Regions from separate parts of the Homo sapiens genome. Here region 1 is linked to region 2. A link is a contact called in ENCODE Hi-C data. All regions are on one chromosome and are shown on one strand. The core of a region is the stretch at or near the end of the contact, and the rest is flanking DNA. Distances in the headings are between cores, read along the strand shown.

Region 1 (4,602 bases), core at 2,076-4,575, 630 kb after region 2:
CCTAGGCTGGTCTCGAACTCCTGAGCTCAAGCAATCCACCTGCCTTGGCCTCCCGAAGTGCTAGGATTACAGGCGTGAACCACCGCACCCAGCCCATGCCCGGCTAATTTTTCTATTTTTACTAGAGACGGGGTTTGACCATGTTGGTCAGGCTGGTCTCGAACTCCTGACCTTGTGATCTGCCTGCCTCAGCCTCCCAAAGTGCTGGGATTACAGGCGTGTGCCACTGCGCACCCAGCCAGTGCTTTCTTTTTATTAACTTCTGTCAACTCAGTTTTTCTGTTTAACTATGAAGAATTAGAGGTAGTGAGGGGTTGAATAATTTGCCCTAGAGGACATGGCAGAGCCAGACCTGGACTTTGAGAGTTTAGCCATAAGTGATGTCTCTTGGTCTCATTCTGTATCAAGGCATGCGTAGAGTACTAAAGTAGAAAAGTAAACAACATAAAAGAAGTGCCCAATAAGTAAAAGCTATGAGCAGCTACAGAGATTTTGCCTTTTGGAGCAACCCAAGGTGAAAATATCTATTAAAATACATTAAGCTTGGTTTTTGGAAAAGTCGATAGGGGATTTTGAAACATGATAGCTGTCCATGAGGAACACTTTCTTCATATTCTCCATGTCATATTTTAGAGCTACTGACAAGAAAACTTTGCTGTGATGAAGTGCAGGGCTTAACACTTTTTTAGAGAAAACTTTGCATGAATTTTATATTATAGGTGAGAGGAAAAAAGATGTATTCAATCAAAAGTAATGGTGTCTCTAGCTTGCCAAACGATCCATTAAAGACTTCATCCAGCAAGTGTTGAGTGATGAGTATTTTATTTCCAATTCTATCTTAGTATGAAGAATATTTTATTCACCATTCTATCTCTAACACCAAGCACAGTGCCTGGCATAACAACATTTATTTGTTGAACAAATGAACACAGGTCTCTAGTTAGGTTCTGATCCTAGTGCTTCATTGAATGGCTTTGTAAATGAGACACATAATTTTTCATAGCCTTCATTTTGTCATCTGTGAAAGAGAGGGCTTTAGGTGTATTGATTTCTTAAGGATCCCTTTGGCTTGAAATTCTGATTCTAGAATCTCAAATGGAAAATTTGTGTTCACATTGCACGTGGTGTTTGGTTTTTGTTTTCAAAAGTTTGTGCATTAAATCTCAACAGCTTATTTTCTTGCAGCACAGTGAAGAGTCCCTAAGAACATATTACGTGATGGGAAATGAGAAATAACTGCACTGCAAGCCTGATGAAGGTAATTCACCTTGGGGAATAGGTGTCACCCTGAGTAACACCAGTACTGTCTCCTCAAATATGAGCCAAAAGGTGTGTCTCAGGCAGTTTTGGCAAGATTTTCTCCCTACACTCCTAGAAATTTGCAAGACAAGTTTACAGAAATTACTCCTCCCTATTTCCAAATAAAGATAATGTAATAGATCTATAGAATATTAGAATAGTCTTCTGGCCAGCAGAGGACTTGAGGGAAATAATTGGAATGCACACATTCTTTCCTTTTACGGAACAAATAAAATATACAAGGAATGTCCTTGTGGAATCCACTACACTGGGCCAGCATGATATGGCTGTAATCTTAGAGTTGTGGTTTCCAAGTTCAGCATGCTTGAGGCAATTTCTTTTTGGTATTTTGTTGGTGAACAGGATATGTGATACCATTAATTTAGCCTGTATCAAAAACTAGTTCAAGACCAACAGCTCCTTCTAGAACACAACATTTTAGGAGAATAGAGCAATGTTTCCCTAAGCAGTCGGTCATATTTCACAGAGGAGTGTTAGTTTTCTGGGGTAGTGGGTATGATTAAAAAAAAGATAGGTAGATAGGTAGGTAGGTAGATTAGATTAAATTGGATTAGATTTGATGAGATAAACAGGTTTGTGTTCAGGGGAACACGAGGTTAAGCAAGCCTAAGCAGGTTTTTTGGTTGAAGGTCTTCTCAGAACTTCTAGTATGTCAATATGCCTTGTAGATCTCTAAGTGGCAGGGACAGAGACTGGGGTACAGATTTCCCAAACATATTTGTTTAAGAAACCTGCTTTTTTCCCCCAGAATCTTTTGTGGAACTTTTGCCTCATGGAACACAATTTCAGAAATAATTTATACGTGATGACTGTGTAGAATGTTTTTCTTGTCAGGATTTTCAGTTTAGGTAAGGCCAAGGCATTTTTTTTTTACAGTACATTGAAAACTAGATATGATATCAAGAGAAAAAATTATGCTTGGCTACTTAGAATGACATACTATTTTTAATAAATTTGTATTTTGTATCATCAGTATTACTATTCAGTGTAGGGTATTTTTTATGCCCAATGCTAATGTGCTATGACTTGGTAAAATTAATTTACCCTAGGATTTACATAACCAGATTAATAAATTGTGAGTTGTAGGGAGTCTTGGAATTGCCTGAATTGACATTAAAATATTTGTTTTGAGAAATTTTTTTTTAACCTTGGTTTTACGTAACCAAGGACATACACTACATTATAAATATTGTGATGGTTTATTTTTCCAAACTTTTCTGAATGTGGGGTGCCCATTGAGTAATAATGCAAATCACCAATGACTTTGTAAAAATTGACATGATGAGTAGAACTGCAGAATTCAAAGATGATGATGATGATTTTTGAAACGATGTTTCCAGAATTGTTAAATTATGTATCAACATATGTTAACTGCAACTTCTCATGTTTAATGATGTTTACAATTAATACAATACCATACTCGCCAGTATAATACTAACAGTCATAATTAACTCAGAATAGATTCTTTGAAGTGGTTCAAAGGGCTTTTCATAATAAATAAGTAGCCTCTAATCAGCTAATATAAAGTGGGTATTTTTTAGGATGTGAGAAGTACTGGTATGTCTGATAAAACATATAATTTAGGTTGACAAAATGAGTTTGAATGATCCAGATTCACTACCCCAAGTCAGAAGGAAGTCTGACATTCCAGTGAAAGCTTTATTTAGACAGAGACAAGGAATCTTTGAGATAACAGGCTTTGGACTGTGCTATCTTGAGTGTTAGAGCTGAGTAGTTTTCCCAGAATCTCTAAGTCCTTTTTATGCTCTTTTATGAATGAATAGAATTAGTAAAAGATAAATAAATTTTTTCTTTTGGATTTCTTAACCAGTGGAAAAAATGTTGACTTTAAAAGTTCATAAAATCAAATTTTGCTTAAGAATATGTTATTTCCACTTGTGAGGCCAGCCTGGTAGACCTCTGGGATCCTTTTCTGTTCACTCACACACCACTGAGATAAGGAGTGAAGTGTGGGCTAAATAGGGCTGAGGCTTGGGCAAGGGCATTTCTGCCAGAGCACCAGAGACGTCAGCATCTCAAGGGCACTGTGGTATGGAAAAGGACGCCACATGAGTAAATTTTAAAAATATAAATATTTTAAAGGGTAAAAATGAGGGTCCCTGTATTTGAGGATATAAAAGATGAAACTGAAGAAGAAAAGATAGGGGAAGAAGAAAATGAAGAAGACCAGGTGAGTGAGAAAACACATACTCAGACCAGCGTTTGTTCCTCTAAATTGACAATGAGAAAAATGTTCTTTCTGTTCTTTTCTTTTTTTTCAAATAGGTCTTCTATAAGCCTGTTATTGAAGACTTAAGCATGGAATTGGCCAGAAAATGCACGGAACTCATTAGCGATGTAAGTGGCTGGAGTAATTTTTGTCTTATTTTGCATTGCACCTGTGGTATTATTATGTTATAGAGTCATAGAGCTGTGGGGGAAACCCTGAAATCACCTTTTAAAACACAGTCACTTTCCAGATCATGGAACAAAGTCCTGAAATTTTCAGTGATTTCCCCAAGGTCACCTATACAGAGAATTTCTGCTAGAGCAAGTCTCCTCATTCTTAATCCAGAATCCTGTCCCTTATGAGTTTTGCTGTCACGCTGGCATGAAATCATAAGGCATTGAATTGCAGTATTTATTCCATTTGAGAACCCCCAAAGATTTTAAAATGAATATAATGATGTAATTTGTCTTGGGAGGCCCTCTATCTAAATGAATAGTCATTTTTTTAACATTTTGGGGCCTTCTGAACAATCTAATGAATGGACTTGTCTTCCAGAACAGGAAAATGCATATATATATATATATATATATATATATATATATGCATATAATATTTATTTACAATTCAGGATTTGTTGATTACTGACCTGCTTGCTAAGAACCCTGATATTAGTGCAAGGATATTAGTGCAAGGGGTATTTTTGTTGTGACATTTTTTAGTAACTGGGATTGGTTGATATTACACTTTAAGGGAATCCCAGAATTATTGAATGATTGAACATATAATTTTATGTTAAATATGTAAGCTAGAATTCAAGAAGTACAAGGAAAAATGTTGCTCACCAGGGATGAGAATTTAGATGATCCTCATTAGCGGTTCTAAGAGGATTGCTGGTCCAGAGAAAGGGTAACTCCTGTAAAGTGAATATGTGCCTGTGTCTTCATTTAGAGAGATGAGCACAATACTGGTTGTTTCTGTTGTTGATAATAAGCAAAATGATCAGAATGTTTTGCACGTTTGTTTTCTAACGGAAGTCAGTCCTGGGCAGGAGG
Region 2 (4,847 bases), core at 78-2,577:
ATCTTAATGTTGATTTGCTATTTCCCTCCGGAAAAGATTTCCTCAGGAAACCCCAAATCTAGAAGGAAATACAGCAAACCCTAGAACGCTTTTAACCCTTAAGACATCTTGTATTAAAAGAAAAAAAAAGCATGTATGTCTTAAAACCGGCCAAAGAACCATCTCCTCGCTCTTTATTTCCTCCTGTAAATGCTATTATTTTAAACTCTCCATTTTAAACTCGTCCTTCGGACGAGAGGGCAGAGAATGTGCCCGGCAGCACGCAGCAAATCAGAGGTTTTATCTTACGCCTCCTGGGACTGGGAAAAAAAGTGGAACGTGGCCGAGGGAGCTTCCAGGGCAGAAAAGCGACACAATTCGCTGGGGACGCCGCTGGGCCAGGCCAGGCGGGGGAGGCGCGGCGGGGGCGTCGAGGGCTCTCGGGCTCCGGGCCGGGGCGCCGCTGCGAGGAGGGGAGGCGGTTTTAAGTCATGGGGGCTGGGAGGGCGGCGGCGGGTCGGGCGTGACGAGACTTTCGGAGGCAGGATGGGGCGGCGGTGGAGTTGCCTGGGCTTTCTCAGCACCCCCCCCAACACACCCAAATAAAAAAAGGAAAGTTAGAAGGAGGCGGAGAGGAGGACAGCCATCCCCATTTCCTCCCCGCGACGCCGCGGAAGGGCTGGGGCCGCTGCGAGCAGAGAGAGGGCGCGGGATGAGGCGGGCCAATCGCAGTCAACAGGTCCAGGCCTCAGTGGGGCAGCTGAGCCGGGAGGCCGGCGCCCCCTCCCCTCGGCTCCCCGTCCCTCCCCTCCCTCGCAGGCCCGGCGCGGTAGGGGAGGCCCGGCCCGGCCCTCCCCGCCCCGCGCGGACTCGCTGCGGCCGACTCCGCCGGGGCAGTCGGGGTGGGGGTGGGGCGGGGGTTCCCCGCCGGAGAATCCTCCCCCGGGGCTGGCGGCGGGGGCGGGGAGCGAGAGCCGGGAATGGAGGATTAGGAAGGACTCCAGCTCGGCACGAGCGCGGCCCGCGCGAGGGATCCTGGGTAAAAAGTGGCCGCGCGGCACCGGAGAGCGCGGAGAGGAGCCGGGGTCAGGGGTCACGGCCCTGGAGCCCCGCGTGCAGAGCCCCCCACGTGAACGCAGCGAGCAGGAGGAACCTTTTTGTTTTCGACCGCGCCAGCATGCTCCCCTATTGACCGAGCTGCTTTTCCTGGGCTGCTGGGGAGAGGAGCTCCATTGCGGAGCTCTTAACCCCACCCCCACCTTCCACCGCCAACACACTTCCCAACTCAACCCTTCCTCTCAACTCTCATCCCAGCCCCCCGTCCTGAGCTTGCAATAACGCAGTAAATTTGCTTTAACAACAAGTGGGGGTGGTTGAATTTACTCCTCCCTCTCCTCTCTCCTCCCCTTCCTCTTGCTGCGGTTCTTGACACTACTACAAACCAGGACTATAAACATAAACATGTGTCACTGTAACAGGGCAGGTAATATACGGATTTTGAGGCGGGGTGGGGTGGAGCGGGGCTTGGTCGCCGCTTGGAGGGCAGTAAAAAGTCGCGTTTCACGTGCTCGACGGCTTTGGGGACTCCCGCACACATCGATCCGTTTATATAATGCCGAAGGCACTTGGTCACTTATTCAGCCACGCAGACCCACAAAGCCAGACTTGCGGATAACCAGCGTACCCCAAAGCAAATGCATTTCAATACGAATCCCTCTCCTTTCCCAGCCAGTGCTGCCATTTCTTCTATTAGCAAACAGTAACGTGATACTTGAATCCCCTTTCCTTTTTAAAAATTCTTTTCCAGATAGCCATGAGATCATTTTTCGACCTAAATAGTACATCTCTCCCATAGCCACTACCTACACATTTTGTGCGCAGAAACCCCTTCAAACAGCAAGAAAGTCTATTTAAATGACTGAGTTCGAAATCTGGTGTGCAAAGGGTATTTCTTGGGCTTTGCCTCCGTGCATTGAGCAACTTCTGCTGCAAGTTGCTGACACTGGCGCGGTGGAGATCCGCCACAGCAAGCCTTTTTTATTATTATTTAGTCTATATCTGCCTCTCAACTTTTTTCTCATTCTTAGTTCAACAAGCCAGCAACCACTACTTAAGGTAGAGTAAAGCGAATCCCTTCCCAAGCTTTTTGGCTTGAAACGGAGGGAGATACAGAAAATGTTCAGATGGGGAAGTGGTTCCCTTTGTTCTTTCATTGTTTCTCTACGAACTGGTGGATACAAGGACAAACACTTACCTTCTCTTCTTTTTGCTCCACAAACCAGACGTTCCCATCAGCCTTAAAATACACAATCCACCTTGAAAGTAACTACGGATGTCGGGAGAGTTTGTATTCCATTCTTTTTCGCTCTCTGCCCTCTTTTAGCGTAGGATTAAGTTGCAGAGCACGTTGCTGCAAGCTGTAGCCCCCCCCCCCCCCCGCCTTAGTGAATCGGTCACGTTTAGGACCCTCTAAGTCCATCCTAATTCTGCCAGTAGAATTGAGGGTATTGGAGCTCTAAACTTTCAAAAGGAAAGGGGCCTGCAACTCTCCAGAAAACTTACAAATACCCCGAAATTTTTTACCATTGTGTTTTTGCACCACATCACCAAATAGTATTTGCCAAGAAATAATAGATATGTCTTTGAGAAAAAAAAATTTTTTTAAGTTTATACTTAGCAATGCGCTGCTTAGACAGATGTAGTAAAAGGCAGGTTTGTATCGGCATTTAACGGAATGAGTGCGTTTTCCATAACGTTTGTTGTGCCATGTGTTTTTTTAAAACACAAACAAAACACTACCCCAACTGAGAAAGGAAATAGAAGTTTGAATTAAAATGTTGTGGAACAACTTTAAAAGAGACGTTTACTTGAAATTTATTAGTGTAAAAATTGGCCTCAGAAGTGAAAAGTAAGCTTTTCAAAGTTAAAAGACTTAATTTTCACCCTATGATTCCATAACAAAAAAGCGAATTTTCTGGTTAATATGTGATACTGTCAGTGTTGAGTGTCCAGTCTTTTGGGTCTTAGTGTCCAAACCTTGCTCAAATCTGATTATGATGTGATTTGCTGATGTCATGAATATGAAATGATACTTGTGTATCCATAAATTCGAACTTGTGATTTTTTTTTTTTTTTTTTTATCTCCCGCTTTTTTGTAGGTTCCCAGTAGCTGCAGCAGTGAAAGACAGTGATTGGCTCCAGTGCTCCCAGAAGGATTTGGGCTGAAGCCAGGGGAACAGAACCAGAAGAGGATTCCCTTTCCAGAGACCATCAGGCTCCTCATGTCTTGTCTCTCCTCTCTCCCCTCGTGGTGGCTCAGGATTTCAGTATGGCTGAGCAGCCCATAGGTAGGCCTCAACACTTGGTGTCACCACTTCAGTCTCTATATGTTTGGCCCTTGTGTAAAATAAACAAAAACTTGGGCAACCCTAACAAATTGTGGTTCTGGATATTTGTGTATTATTTAATATCTGAAGGTCAAACTCTACTTTCTCTGATTTTTTTTCTTTTGCATTCAGGATCAATTGTGAAAGGCCCATGTGTCTCATAGGAAAATATTACAACAAAACAAGATAATTGGGGGGAAAGGCGGTTGCAGTAGGAAAAGTGGCTTTTCTTTGATAGCATTTAATTGGAATTAAAAGATTCTTGAGCTGTAAACATTCTTTATTTATTCAGCACACATAAGCAGGCATTGTTTTATCACCATCATAATTATGGTGTCCTTTAAACTGGCTGATAGCAGGAAAGATAAGGGAATGTGCCCACAGATTCAGATCAAGTCTCACTCCTTTCTTTTCCTCCCTGCCCCCTTCCCCCCACCCCATTCCTTCCTTGGTCACTAGGGTCCCCCACAGCCCTTGAGATGAGAAGAGCAGGAAGATTGTGGCCTAGCCGTTTCTTACATCATGAAAGTGATTTGTACCTCACTCTAATTTGATGCAATCTATAACCTCCTTGTCTCCTATGTTTATAACTGGTTTTTAGCTTGCAATATATGTTATCTGGAGGTGCCTATTGCTCACCTGTGTAAAATCTCATCCACTAGGATTTGTTGCTTTACCTTTGTCTAATTTAGAAAGCACACTCTTAGGGCTTTTTCAGAACAAAGCCTCACAAAAACCCCTTTACCTCCAAGGATTTGCAAATTTATAAAGGCTGCATTGAATTCAAGATGGGTCAGGGGGCAAAAAAAGGGTAGAAGGTCACTGCATTTTGATTATGGGTCAGTAGACAACATGGCATATACCCTGTGTCCCAAACTTCTGTTAAAGACAGGGTTTTTAAATGCCTAAGAACAGAGGGATGGGCCCTTTTGGAGACTTACCCTGATTTGTTCAAATGAACCAGAAAGAAAAAAAATTAAAGGAAATATACTAAGTTATCATTTGTTTCTCAATTTAGCCATTTTCTACTCCTTCATTCCCATTTTCCCATCCCAAAAAGCAGAGAAGATGTGATATTAGATAAACTTAGCTAAAGAACTGTTGAGATTTTATTGTCTTATATCCTCAACTAATTCAGCCATATGAGACTTTATTATTATTTTAAACTTTTATCTTGTGAATATTATAGTTACTTTTAGTTAATAGCACAAGGGGCTTTTATTCTTTTAACCAGCATACTTACATTGTTGAGGCCTTTGTGATGTTCCTTACTCTTTTCTGTCTGAATTCACTTTGAACAAAATGTGCCCAGCAATCACTAAAACAAACGTATATGGTGAAGAGCTGGTGGCGGGGGGGGGGGGGGGGGGGGGGGGGTGGCTGTGATCCTCATTTAAATTATGTATGTATGGGTGAAAGCTTGGAAGGAAAAGGATTATTTTAATGCTCTTCAATACTTTAATTATATGACAGTTGTAGTGT

What was found. A loop is a pair of places that touch in the nucleus more often than their neighbours do. Pooled maps may share reads with other maps.
Region 1: a map of cardiac septum shows a loop between it and region 2 (3-fold over the local background). The contact joins the promoter of NEBL here to the promoter of SKIDA1 in region 2. A Hi-C loop is called at or near these places in 2 of 168 maps with a recorded cell type or tissue (Right ventricle myocardium inferior and cardiac septum) and 6 of 50 pooled maps.

What each region holds. Positions count from the first base shown.
Region 1 is chr10:20,896,034-20,900,635 of GRCh38, reverse strand. It overlaps NEBL (nebulette), which reads left to right and starts at 3,325. Exons shown (of 28, transcript NM_006393.3): 1 at 3,325-3,511; 2 at 3,607-3,678. The coding sequence starts at 3,431.
Region 2 is chr10:21,522,162-21,527,008 of GRCh38, reverse strand. SKIDA1 (SKI/DACH domain containing 1) reads left to right here and starts at 1,327. Exons shown (of 4, transcript NM_207371.4): 1 at 1,327-1,462; 2 at 3,138-3,326. RefSeq lists silencers at 303-452, 573-992 and enhancers at 648-1,291, 1,292-1,935.